Linked DNA regions of Mus musculus: region 2 is linked to region 1. The links are chromatin contacts, found by POLR2A ChIA-PET in ENCODE. All regions are on one chromosome and are shown on one strand. Each heading gives the region's core, a stretch centred on a gene start or an enhancer-like site at or near the end of the contact. The rest is flanking DNA. Distances are from core to core; before and after follow the strand shown.

What was found. ChIA-PET counts read pairs that join two places held with the same protein, here RNA polymerase II (POLR2A).
Region 2: POLR2A ChIA-PET joins it to region 1 with 14 read pairs in embryonic stem cell. The contact joins the promoter of Eif2b4 here to the promoter of Ucn in region 1. POLR2A ChIA-PET finds 5 or more read pairs at or near these places in 2 of 5 experiments (Patski and embryonic stem cell).

What each region holds. Positions count from the first base shown.
Region 1 is chr5:31,134,084-31,140,606 of GRCm38, forward strand. It overlaps Ucn (urocortin), which reads right to left and starts at 4,812. Exons shown (of 2, transcript NM_021290.2): 1 at 4,714-4,812; 2 at 3,906-4,450. The coding sequence starts at 4,437. The coding sequence ends at 4,069. Trim54 (tripartite motif-containing 54) reads left to right here. Exons shown (of 9, transcript NM_021447.2): 4 at 1-62; 5 at 1,960-2,193; 6 at 2,670-2,692; 7 at 2,805-2,929; 8 at 3,038-3,130; 9 at 3,394-3,543. The coding sequence ends at 3,410. Gm15469 (a long non-coding RNA gene) reads right to left here and starts at 3,354. Exons shown (of 2, transcript XR_003955738.1): 1 at 2,644-3,354; 2 at 1,673-2,219.
Region 2 is chr5:31,189,869-31,195,839 of GRCm38, forward strand. Eif2b4 (eukaryotic translation initiation factor 2B, subunit 4 delta) reads right to left here and starts at 3,271. Exons shown (of 13, transcript NM_010122.2): 1 at 3,125-3,271; 2 at 2,714-2,757; 3 at 2,285-2,420; 4 at 1,673-1,879; 5 at 1,497-1,579; 6 at 1,281-1,372; 7 at 969-1,083; 8 at 714-790; 9 at 491-593; 10 at 13-140. The coding sequence starts at 3,155. Snx17 (sorting nexin 17) reads left to right here and starts at 3,436. Exons shown (of 15, transcript NM_153680.2): 1 at 3,436-3,597; 2 at 4,001-4,075; 3 at 4,928-5,045; 4 at 5,547-5,611; 5 at 5,878-5,971. The coding sequence starts at 3,535.

The sequences.
Region 1 (6,523 bases), core at 3,562-6,061:
CGGGCAATGACCGTGTGCAGGCAGTGATCACCCAGATGGAGGAGGTGTGCCAGACCATTGAGGTGAGCTCAGGCTGGGAAGACAAGGGGAGCAAGATGGTCTGTACAGAGACCCCAAGATTCTTTGACTTCTGGTCAAGCTGGCCAAAGAGTTTCTGGACTCTAGCTCATGGTGGGTTGTTTTTAGCCAGCTTGTTCCCAGCACACAGCAACTCCGTAATGTCGGTCAAGTTACACTTTCCATGCTTTGGTTTTGTTTGTTTTTTTTACTACTATAAAATGGTGATGACCAGTGGCTGGGGAGATGGCTCAGCAGGTAAGAGCACTGACTGCTCTTCCGAAGGTCCTGAGTTCAAATCCCAACAACCACATGGTTGCTCTCAACCACCCATACTGGTGCGTCAAAAGACAGCTACAATGTACTTATGTATAATAATAAATAAATCTTTGAGCCAGAGCAGAGCCGTCCGGAGCGAACAAGGTCCTACAAAATTCAATCCCCAACAACCACATGAAGGTTCACAACCATCTGTACAGCTACAGTGTACTCATATACATTAAAGAAATCTTTTTTTTAAAAAATGGTGATGACCAGAGCGAGGGAGGTAGGATAGTATCAAGCTCCAGGCCAGCCTAAGCAACGTATGGACATCCTATTTCTAAATAAACTAGATAAGTTAATAATGGAGCAGGGTGTGATAGCCCAAAACTATAATGGCAGCACTCTGGAGGCTGAGGCAGGGGGATGTCTCATTCAAGGCCCACTTGATCCTGTCCCAAAACAAATAAGTGGGACCGGAGAGACCGCCCAGTGGTTGAGACAAGGCATTGCTATTGCAGAGTGCTGAGTTCAGTTCCCAGCATCTGCAGTGCAAGGCTCAAAACTGCCTGTAGCTCCTACCCAGCTCCAGGGAAATTCAGTTCCTCTGATCATCATGGGAGCTCACACCAAGCACAACATATGCCCAAATGAAAATAATACAAATAAAATTGTGGCAGTAAATAAATAAGCAAAGTAAAAAGACATCAATGTGGGAGGCATGGGGAGGAGGGGTTTATAGAGAAGGGAGGGAGAGAAAAGAGACTGGATGTGAGAGTAATCAATATATATATATATATATATATACACATATATATATATATGAAATTATCAATGAATAAATTTACTTAAAATTATATGATGAGAATTATATACTTATTATATATTTAACTAAATATATTTGAATAGTGTGGCAATATTTTCAGTAAATTAATTCTAAACATTTAGATTTATTGTTTATTTTCATTTATGTGTTCCTGTGTGTCTGTGTATGGACATGTGCACTTGAATGTTATTGCCCATGGAGGTCAGAGGAGCTTGCTGGGTCCTTTGGAGTTACAGGAAGTTGTCATTCGACATGAATTCTAGGAACAAAACTTAGGTCCTCTGCAAGAGCAGGAGGCACTAACAGCAAAGCCCTCCCTCTACCTCTCTAACCAATGTCTGTGTTTTAAAATAAGACTTAATTTCATATCAGACAAAAAATTACTAGTTTTTAAAATGTTTGTTTTTGAGACAGGGTTTCTCCATGGAGCTTTGGCTGCCCTGGAGCTCCCTCTGTAGACCAGGCTGGCCTCGAACTCATAGAGGTCTGAGCACCGGCTAAAATTCAATTAACTTTAAAAGGTGATGCTGGTAGTCACACAGTAGCCACTGATTTAATTTTCTTAACAAGGAAGTGGGAATTAGTGCAAGGCAGAGCCAGGGCCAGCAGGGAAACAACTTTGAAATTCTTTGTCATTCTTGTCATCACTGTGAACTGAAAACATCTGAGCTGGGTTCTGTGTCCCCAACTCAGGGTGTGACCCTAGCCAGGTCACTTTCCTTCTCGGCTTTTTTTAAAGTGGGGCGAGGACTAAAATTTCGTGCTCTCGAGCTCTGGGCATGCGTAGGCGAGATCATACTGCTGTGGTCTTTCAGGACAACAGCCGCAGACAGAAGCAACTGTTAAACCAGAGGTTCGAGACCCTGTGCGCGGTTTTGGAGGAGCGCAAGGGCGAACTGCTTCAAGCACTGGCCCGGGAGCAGGAGGAGAAGTTGCAGCGCGTGCGGGGCCTCATCCGCCAGTACGGAGACCACTTGGAGGGCTCCTCAAAGCTGGTGGAGTCCGCCATCCAGTCCATGGAGGAGCCGCAGATGGCTCTCTACCTCCAGGTTGGCGGAGAGGGAGGGAGGCGGGCCTGCAGGGTGGGTTGGGGGGGACTCAGGGCCTGGGGAGCGGGGATCAAGCTTTACCTCTTGTCACCACATAGGAAAAATCACTCTATCATGTTGTGCGCTCTCTCTCTCTCTCTCTCTCTCTCTCTCTCTCTCTCTCTCTCTCTCTCTCTCTCTGTGTGTGTTTCTGTCTCTGTTTCTGTCTCTCGGTCATTCTGTCTCTGTCTCTATCTCTCTGTATGTTTCTCTCTCTCTGTGTTCCTGTCTCTGTCTCTTTCTCTGTTTCTGTCTCTCGGTCTCTCGGTCTCTCTCTCTCTGTCTCTATCTCTCTGTTTCTGTCTCTCGCCCCCCCCCAACCCCCTTGAATTGGGATATAAATCCCTTCCTACCCCGCAAGATTGGCGAGAATCAGAATTGGGATTTTACCAGGGCTGGCCCAGTGCTCACCTTGGCCCTCCTTTTCTCCCCTGCAGCAGGCAAAGGAGCTGATCAACAAGTGAGTGGACTGCGCGGTGGGAAAGGAAGGGACCCTGTGGATTCTTTCCTTCTGACCTGGGAGGGGCTTGAGGGAGCGGGGTCCCTCTGCTGAGCCCTTGTGGCCATCACAGGGTCGGGGCAATGTCGAAGGTGGAGCTGGCAGGACGGCCGGAGCCAGGCTATGAGAGCATGGAGCAATTCTCTGTGAGCGTGGAGCACGTGGCCGAAATGTTGCGAACCATCGACTTCCAGCCGGGTGAGGGAGCCGGGAGAGGGACTGTTTAGACCTGCTGAAGGGGTACGAGGTGGGTGCTACGGCCAGAAGAGCAGGGGCTCCACCTCACTAGACCTGCCTTCCACCTAGGCGCCGCTGGGGATGAAGAGGATGACGACATGGCTTTGGATGGGGAGGAGGGCAATGCGGGGCTGGAGGAGGAGCGGCTGGACGTGCCAGAAGGTGAGAGTTGGACGAAGGTTTGGGGGTGAGGAGTAGTTACCAAACTCACGGTCCCTTGGGTGATTGCCTTCAAGGCAGACACCAGGAGCCTCAAAGCGCACCGCCTAGCGCTCTGAAAAGTGCACGTTTCCCCACGGCTTTGGGGGAGCCTGCAAGGTACCGTGTAATAGAACCCCCGCTGCCTGGGAGAGCGAGCTGTCGGGAGTGCCTTGTTCGTTTGGAGCACCCGCTCACCGGGCGGTTAATTCCCCCCCCCCCCCCAGGCTCAGGCCTGCACTGACCCGACTCTGATCCAGAGCGCACACCCGAAGCGGGAGCCAAGGGATGCTGAGGATCTGCGCAGAGACCACCGCGCCACCAAGCTCGGCTTCCCGCCCCCGGGAAGGTTCTCAATAAAGGACTCAAGTGTCCCACGTCCTCGGCTCCTTTTGCTGTCCACTCCTAGGCTCAGCTATAGAAGCAACCTCGCCATCGCTCTACCCTTTCTCAACCCCAGACCATCTGAAGGGGCGGAGGCGAAATAGTCCCTCGTGGCCATTCCCTTTACACTAGAGGTTGCCTCCTAAGCCGGAGACCCTGAAAGGGTATCAGACCTCCGAGTTCCGGGATCTGGCGGGTTGGGGGAAGGGCTCCCAGGAATTTAATAGGCTTCCTCTCCCATCTCATTTAGCATGCTTGTCTCTCCTACCGGCCTGGAGAGCTCCACTTTCCCAAAAGTTCTTACCCTAACTGTAGTTGCCGGTGCCCTCTCACCACTATGACAGAAGATAGAGGCTAAGCTCTTGGGCAGTTTTATTAAAAAATAACCACTCAGAGTATTCAGGGTGACTCTGGGCGGCGCTGCACCGCGGGACTGAGACAGCTCCGGTTGTGCGCGTTCCAGCCCCGGGGTAGGTAAGGGAAAGGGTCAAGGCTTTCGTGACCCCATACGGGGCCGATCACTTGCCCACCGAATCGAATATGATGCGGTTCTGCTCTGCGCGCTCGCGCTGGCTCTGTGTCCGAGCTAGCTCCAGCAGGGTCCGCAGCAGGTGGAAGGTGAGGTCGATGGACAGTGGAGGGTCGTCCCGTCGCTGCCGCTCGCCCGCAGGCTCAGATCCTGCGCGGCGCGGGAAGCGCTCCGCTAACAGCAAGAGGAGCGCGCGGACGCCGCCGCCCTGATTCCGCACTCCAGGGCTCCATCGCAGATTCGGATCCTGGACCCCAGTTGCCGCCGCAGCCGCTGGGCTCCACTGGCTGCTCTCCGGGCGAAGCTGTGCCAAGAGCAGCAACGCCACCAGGAGCGTAGCGCGTCCCCTCTGTATCATGGTGCCGCCTGCCCTGGACACACAGGGGCAGCATAGGGTGAGGTGCACTTGGAGCAGCCGCAGGTAACACGAGCCCCTTGGCGCGCACGCCCAGTGCCCCTGCCGAGACCCTCCAGCTGTTGCCTGGTGTCCACATCCTGCCCACCAGCCCTAGGCGCTGTGCCAGTCCAGTTCCACCCCTCTCTCCCTCCTTCCCTCCCGGCAGGTCACAGTGGGTGGGCTGAGTGCAGAGTCTTGGTGGTAAGGGAGTCTGGATCGTTGCTTCAAGCCACTCACAGGTTATCGGAGTGTCTGCCCAGTGCAAGATGGAGCTCCACTCTGTCCCCGGGGACGGGCTGAAGACGCCTTGGGGAGCACGGGGTCTGTCCCGGGACCGCCGCCAGCCTTATATAGCACCAGGACAGCTCCGACTGACGTCAGCGAAGAACATGAACTGATTGTAGAAACAATGACACCGGCAGCTTTGAGTCCAGCAGCTTCGAGCCCCCAGAGGGGTGCGTATCCTGACTTTGTGTCCCTGGAGCTATCTTTGGAAGCACCCTGGCTGTAGAGGGAGAAGCTGGCAGAGCCATAAAGATAGATCTTCCGGATGCAGAGTCCTTCCCCGACACAGAACCACCAATGTCTCCAGAGCAGGAATAGTCAGGGGTTGTTTCTCTTCTCAAGTAGAGAGGGAGGACTGTGGAGCTGTCCGTGGTTCCGAACTTCTTCACAGCCACAATCTGGACAGAAGTTCTGGGGAGAAGCCTGGGCTGCTTAGACACGGTCCCTAGGCCGGCTACTGGGTCCTCAAATTGAGATCAGAAATGCTCTGCTGGCAGGGGCTCAGACAACACAGTCCCACCCAAAGGCTCTCCAATACAGTGGGTCTGACCCATTCTACTGACCATTGTACAGCAGTACAAACTAAAATCTACAGGTGTCAGAATGGCATAAAAGGGTGTTTGGCTTTCAGAACTTAACGTACCTCCTGAGTTTGGCAAAGTCAGCTTTTTCCTAGGAAACACAGAAACAGTACTATTATACCTTTTTACCTTCTAGGTCAGGAGCTGGGGTGGTGCTGGTGCACTCCTTTAATCATAGCACCCAGGAGACAGAGGCAGGCAGATCTCTGAGTTTGAGGCCAGACTGGTCTACTGAGCTGGTTCCAAGACTACACAAAGAAACCCAGTTTTGAACACACACACACACACACACACACACACACACACACACACACACACACACAAACACACACACGAAAACGAAGAAATCACTAGGTAGAAGTGAGAAAACTTTGGCCCAAGTTCCTCCTCTGCCACCAGCTTGTGTAGTCAGGTCCCTCACTTCTGAAACCATTGGCGTCTGTCTTTGTAAATGAACAGCCTCTGCTTCTTTCCAGTTACAGACAGGTCTGTGCTCTTCTGAAGGGTCTTATTCATAGCCACTGCAGATCCCAGATAATAATGTATCTATTTCTGTGCCTATAAAGTCCCTGACAGGGTCTCGAAAGGCACTAGGACCTAGAAAAGTTAAGCGTGATAGCCACTCTAGTCTAGGGATGTTGCTTAGTTGTTAGAGCACGTGACTAGCATCCACAATGCTGAGTTCAAGTCTCAACTCTAGACAGGAAGTTGTATCTATACAGAGTGGGGACGTGTGCTAGCTATTGGGACATAGGTGTAAAGTTGGCAAGGTCATATTATTCTACAAATATCTGTGAGGAATATACTATGTGGTGGGAATGTAGACAGTCATGCTGCATAGCAACCTTTTAGTCAGTGATGGCAACACACAATGGTGGCTTCAGATAATCATAGCGGAGCTGAAATATCCCTACCACATAGCAGCATTAGTTCTTATGTCTCAGTTTGGTGCATTATTCATGAATCTGCAATAATGCTGGTGGAAACAGACCAAGCTGGCAGTAATATGGAAGTATATCTTGTGCAATTATGTACAGCGTATACATCTTAATGACAGTGTTCTACATATGAAAAAGCTCTCTGTAAAACAGTATACCATGTCAGACTGGCAGCAGAAAAATACACCACATGCTTGTGCACGAAGAGGCCATGTTGAGCAACTGATTGTTACCATCTGCATA
Region 2 (5,971 bases), core at 2,021-4,520, 54 kb after region 1:
TGCTGACCATACCATCCATATACCAGGATCACGTCCCCATCACTGATCTTTGTAGAAGCAAATCGTGAAATTGCCTGAGCTGCAAGCACGATCTTCTCTTGCACGTACCGGTCGAGGGCTTCTCTAAGTTCTGACTTGGCCTAAATGTTGAGAGAACATGGATGCAGTTCACCCTCTGGTTGGCATACCGTACGTGCCAAGCATGGTGGCACACACCTTCCAGCACTTAGGAAGCAGGTGGAATCTCTGGATCTGAGGCCAGCTTGGCCAATCTACTGAGCTCTAGGTCAGCCAGGATGAAATAGACTGTCTTGTGCCATTTACTTGTATAAGTATACATAACAATGGGTCTGCGTGCAAGTGCCTAAGTGCTCCCCTAAGCCTGACTAGGCCCTGTGGCATGTCTACACACATCTTCTGGGAGGTCAGAAGATGCTGCTTATCCTAACCACAGGTACATGCCTCTCCCGCCCCCAGAATCCTCCATCACCTCCTCTTCCCGCTTGGAGCTGCTCATGCCAGTGACTTCCTTGGTTAGGAACTTGATGGCGTTGCACATACTTGCCGACATGGGGCGGCACTGCGTCAGGAAGCTGCAACAACAATAACCTCAGGTTTGTGCAACTGGTTAGGACTTAAAGAGAGAGAAGAGCATGATCAAAGTCGAGAGGGGCATCAGTAAGGTGCAAATGGACCTGCACGGCTGTGCTCACCTGATGTAGGGTTTTAGTTTATTTACAAGATCCCTGGAGAGTTCCTCACTGGGAGGTGTTGTGTAATCCTGAATCACCTAGAGAATACAAAACACCCCTTAAGGAAGATCTCTACTATGGGACAGGGGTAAGCTTCACTAGGGAAGTAAGTGTTCAGATTGTGAGAGTCATTGCTTCTTTGTCCCAGAGAGGACCATCATGCTGGGGCAGTCTTAGGGAATGGGGCAGGGTCATGGAGAATAGAACTGGACGTACCTGCTGCAGGGCGTGAAGCAGTGCGATGCACCGGGCATTGGAGCCACTGATGAGGCCCTGGGAGTACTGCAGACCGAGTCTCACCATGGCTGGGTGGATCACAGAGGATGGGATGCTGATGGGATGGCGGTGTCACATACTTTTTAAGGGAACTTGAGTACCTCTTGGCCCCTGCCCCTCATGAGAAGGGGCTTCCCCATTTCCTGTAGTTTTGCCTTGAGTTTGCACCCCACCCACCCACACATCCCATCTCACAGTTCCAGTCACTTTTAACACTGAGTTCCTCAATCTCCTCCGACTTAAAGGTCCTACCTCATGTACTGGGTCAAGGAGCTTTGTCTGCTGTACTGAGGCAGGTGGGAGAAGAGACTGACTTTGGATCCGTAATCCTTTCGTGTAGGAACCTCCATGAAACAAAGAGACATCATCAAACGGGACTGGGTGGGCTATTTGATCCCAATACTCCGTGCTTTTCCAGATCTTTTCTTTGCCCAGGGCAATTCTCCAGGTACCAAACCCACTTCCTACCTGTTGTCGATCTGGCTTTCTAAGGAGCCTCCTCAGAAGTGTGGGGTCATCAGCTGGGGTGTGCTCGGGGACACGCTTCACTCCTAAAAGTTAGGGAGATGCTTTCAAGACTCTATACATCTCGAAACGGGAGCGTTTGGGTAAGTGGAGTGTGAGAATGAAGAGGAGAGAGATACCTGAGGTGGTTTCTCCAGCAGTGCTGGGGCAGGCCTGAGGAGGGACGCCTCCTTGTTCCCCTTTTCTTGCCTGTTTCAGGGCCCGCTCTGCCTCCTGCTTGGCTCTCCTTTCGGCGCGAAGTTCTGCCTTACTCCGGCCAGCTGGAAGTTTCTCCCCAGCAGTACCTCCCAGCTGACTACCAGGTCCTGGGAGTTCTCTGATTGGGTCTATGAAATACAGAGGGAAGAGGTGCCTGGGCTCTAGGACGGTGATCTCTTTGCCCCAACCAAAGTTTCCCTTTTATCTATTTTTTTTCCCTTTCTTGACTGAGGCTGGAATTCATCAGAGATCCACCTGTCTTTGCTTTGGCCTTAGTTTCCCTTTTACCTTATCTAAGTTTTTTTTTTTTTCCTTTTTTGACTGAGGCTGGAATTCATCAGAGATCCACCTGCCTTTGCTTTGGCCTTAGTGCTGGGGTTAAAGGTGTGCTGTAAGCCACCACCAGCCAGCACCATCAGGCTCTGCCTTCCAAGTAACCGCTTTTGTACTTGCTCAAACCAACTTTGTTCTATCTCCCTTTGCAAATCCCTCATCCAGCATCCTACCCCCGGCCGTTTAAAGCGTCCCCGCACCTTGCCGTTGAGCTGCAGACACAGCAGAGCCAATTTCTTGGTCTGCCCCCTTTTCCTCCTTCCGTTTCTTCTTCTGCTGTTTCTTTTCTTTTCGAAGCTGAAGCTTCTCTTCTTGGGTCAACTCCCGCCCTGCTGCCTGAGACACAGACACGGGAACTGCTCTACCCCAGGCCATTCCAAAGGTTTATCAAGATGCTTACTAGATTCCCCCAAGGTTAAGTTCCTAACACTCTCTGACTTCTGTTACAAGTCTACGTAAGTAAGGAGAGAAACTTCTTCAGTCATAGTCACACACCGTTAAGCTCTGTAAAATCTCCCAGTTCTACTAAGAGATGAACTGAAAAGGATGGGAGATGGGGCCAAATGAAGGTGACACAGCTTTCTGTGTAGCTCTTGACAGGCGACTTAGGAGGTCTCTCCCTCACTTACCCCGGGCCGAGGAGAAAGTTCAGTCTTCATCTCGGATCTCGATTCTGCATCAGAAAACAGGGCACAGAGTGAGCCAGACAGGCTCCGGGAGGACTTGGGGAGACTCGTCGGCGCAGCTGGCTGCTGGGTTGGCATGACCACAGCTCGGCTGCCGGGCGCGAGGCGCTCTGGGATCCGCGTGGGGACGCACTGCGCGGCAGGATCAAAGGACAGGCGTGGGAGGAAAAGGGTCAGTCACCCTTCTGGGAACAGCCGGCAAGCAGCACCCTGCTGCGCCCTAGATCTTGTAAACCAGAGTCCCGCGACGTGCAGAAACCCGGCGGCAAGGCCCAAAGGCGCTCCGGACCCCGCATCAGCGATCCAGTGTTCATCTGCTCTTCTACCACTTGGTGCATCTAGCCCTTCACTCACCTTCGCGAACAGCCACCGCCACCGCAGCCATGACTGTGGGTCCTAGGCTCCTCCCGCCGAGGTCACTCACACTACAGCGCCACCTGGGCTGCTGGCTCCCCTGATGCCTCCCGCGGAGTCAGTCCCCAGCGGACTACAACTTCCGGCGTGCACTGGGTCCCGCCCAGGACTACGGGTCGCGGTGAGGACCAAAGGATGTTGGGTTCCCAATTAGGAGCGTCTCCGGCGCTCGACTACAGCTCCCAGCATGCCGAGGTTGCTGCTCGCAGAGCCGTCATCCTACAGCCTTCCCACCTCGGAGTTCAGGCCCACCAAAATGGCGAGCTGGGCTGCGGAGACGCGCTGAGTGGCAGAGGCAAGCGAGCAGAGGCGCTGCGAACCTGGTAGTACGGAGCTCTGCCTTAGGGAACATGCACTTTTCCATTCCTGAAACGGAGTCCCGCAGTGGGGACAGCGGCGGCTCCGCCTACGTGGTGAGGAGGTGCTAGAAGCTGGGCCAGGGCGGGGATAACGGGCCGGAGCTCTCGGAGCGGCCTCCAGCCTTCGAACCTCACTGGAAGCCATCTCATGTCTCAGTTTCGTACTTAAGCCACCCCAAGCTCCAATAGGTTCTTCTTTCCCCGGCCAGGCCGCGACTGCTCTGGCGGTGGGCACTATTGTCATCTCCGGGAGGGATACTGCCGCACAAGCGCCCGAGTGTCCTCGGGACTGGGCCTTCTGCTTGAAACCCGGCCCTGGGGGAAAAACAGGCTAAATCCCGGGAAGTCTCGGAGCGTTGCGCAGACGGATATGTCAGGCAACTTCCGGACAGGTTTCTGGGGCAAGAGGTGGTTTGCACGTCGATCCTGAGATGTTTGCCTGCTTTTGTGTCCTCAGGCCTATAACATTCACGTGAATGGAGTCCTGCACTGTCGGGTGCGCTACAGCCAGCTTCTGGGGCTGCACGAGCAGGTGGGACTAACAACCCTGTCTAGATGCAGCTTCAAGCCCTTCCATACCCACGGACATTAATCCCCTTTCATTACATCACCCTATAATCACTGCTACAGTGGAAGGTGGACTTTGTTAGCGTGACATTTCCGGAAACTCTCTGAGCGGCTTGTCTCTCACAGTTCCTGTACTTCCCTATACTCACACATCCTTCCTTCTCTGAGCTGTCTCCTTTTTCATCCTTTGCCCCTGCATGGAAAAACTGAACCCTGTTAGTCAAAGCACATTCCTTCTGGCACCTAAACTATAACTTGGGAATTCATTCCCCGGATTAATACAAACCATTCGCTGCTTTCCTTGTGTGTTCTTGGTCCCATCAGTGTATAAGATGTCCAAATGTTTCCCCCCTCACCAGATAGTGAGCTCTGTATAGATAGTGAATCTCTAGAGAGCCCTGTTTCTACTAGATGTCAGTCCTGAGCAAGTTAATTTCTTCCCGCCTCAGTTTCTCCAGATAAAAAGTAGATTCTTGGATCAGCAAAGTCCCTTCAACACACTTGAGTATGCTATGACTTTATTATCTGTGCACATAAGTGTTCCCTATAAATGTTCTCTACTGAGCAGTCTTGCTATGTAAATCAAAGGGCTCCTGGACCCAGGACCCCATGAAAAATCACCCTATAATGTCTTCACATGAACACATACAAGAATTTATACCTAAGATCTTTGGGGGTCCTGACTCTGCCAAAGTCATCTTTTGTCACACGTCTTTTAAAGAGTTGTTAGAAGAACCCAGGAGGACTTGGGTGAGTCTTAGTTGTCACCACTCAGTTCCTGTGTTATGTGAAGAATTGTATCTCTTTCTCGCCATAGCTTCGGAAGGAGTATGGGGCCAACGTGGTTCCTGCATTCCCCCCAAAGAAGCTGTTCTCTTTGACCCCTGCAGAGGTGGAGCAGAGGAGAGAGCAGTTGGAGAAGTACATGCAAGCTGGTGAGTGCACGGGTAAACTCTAGGCTGCTGTGAGCGCACGGGGAGAGATTGAAGTCAGGTGGCTCTGTCAAACGCCCCATCTTAATGGTTAGATTTAGGAAGTCTCTGGTCTGATGTTACTTAACCAGCAAAGCGAATAGCCATCACGGACTTTAAACTTTCCATATTAGTAAAGAAATGTGGAAACTTATCTCTGTGAGAAATACTAGTACAATAGTAGAATTACGAGGAATTTGTGGGGAGAACTTTGTATCTCATGTGCTTCAGATTAACATCATTGTTATTTCCCTAGTTCTGTAGACTGGACTCAACTAGATGGCAGCCAAGGGTGGGGCAGGTGAAGAATTTATGCAAACAGTGTGTGAGGTGAGGCCAGCTGGGGGTGTGGCAGGCCACCGTCAGCCCAGGAAATGGGGTTGGGGGACCTACTAAGAGGACTTGGGCGGGGGAAGCCTACAGTGAGTCTTAAGTTACTAGAATATTGTTCTCTTGACTCCACAGTTCGGCAAGACCCATTGCTTGGGAGCAGTGAGACTTTTAATAGCTTTCTACGTCGGGCCCAACAGGTAAGGCTTTGGGTAGAACCCATATTTAAGAGAGGGACCTGATGGGGGATCATGTCATTTTAATTACACGGGTATTTCCTGGCACCTTTTTTTTTTTTTTTTTTTTTTTAATGGAACAAACCTTCTACTGTACCGCTGAAGTCAAGAAAAGGCCAGCCTTTATTTAAGGATGATACCGGAGGGAGTTTGGAAAATGGGATGCATCTAAGCTGGACCCTAGACCTGCATTAACAAGGCAGTGCCCCCCATCTCATTTATTCACACAGGAGACCCAACAGGTGCCCACAGAGGAGGTTTCCTTGGAAGTGCTGCTCAGCAATGGACAGAAAGTTCTGGTAACTGTGCTAACTTCTGACCAGA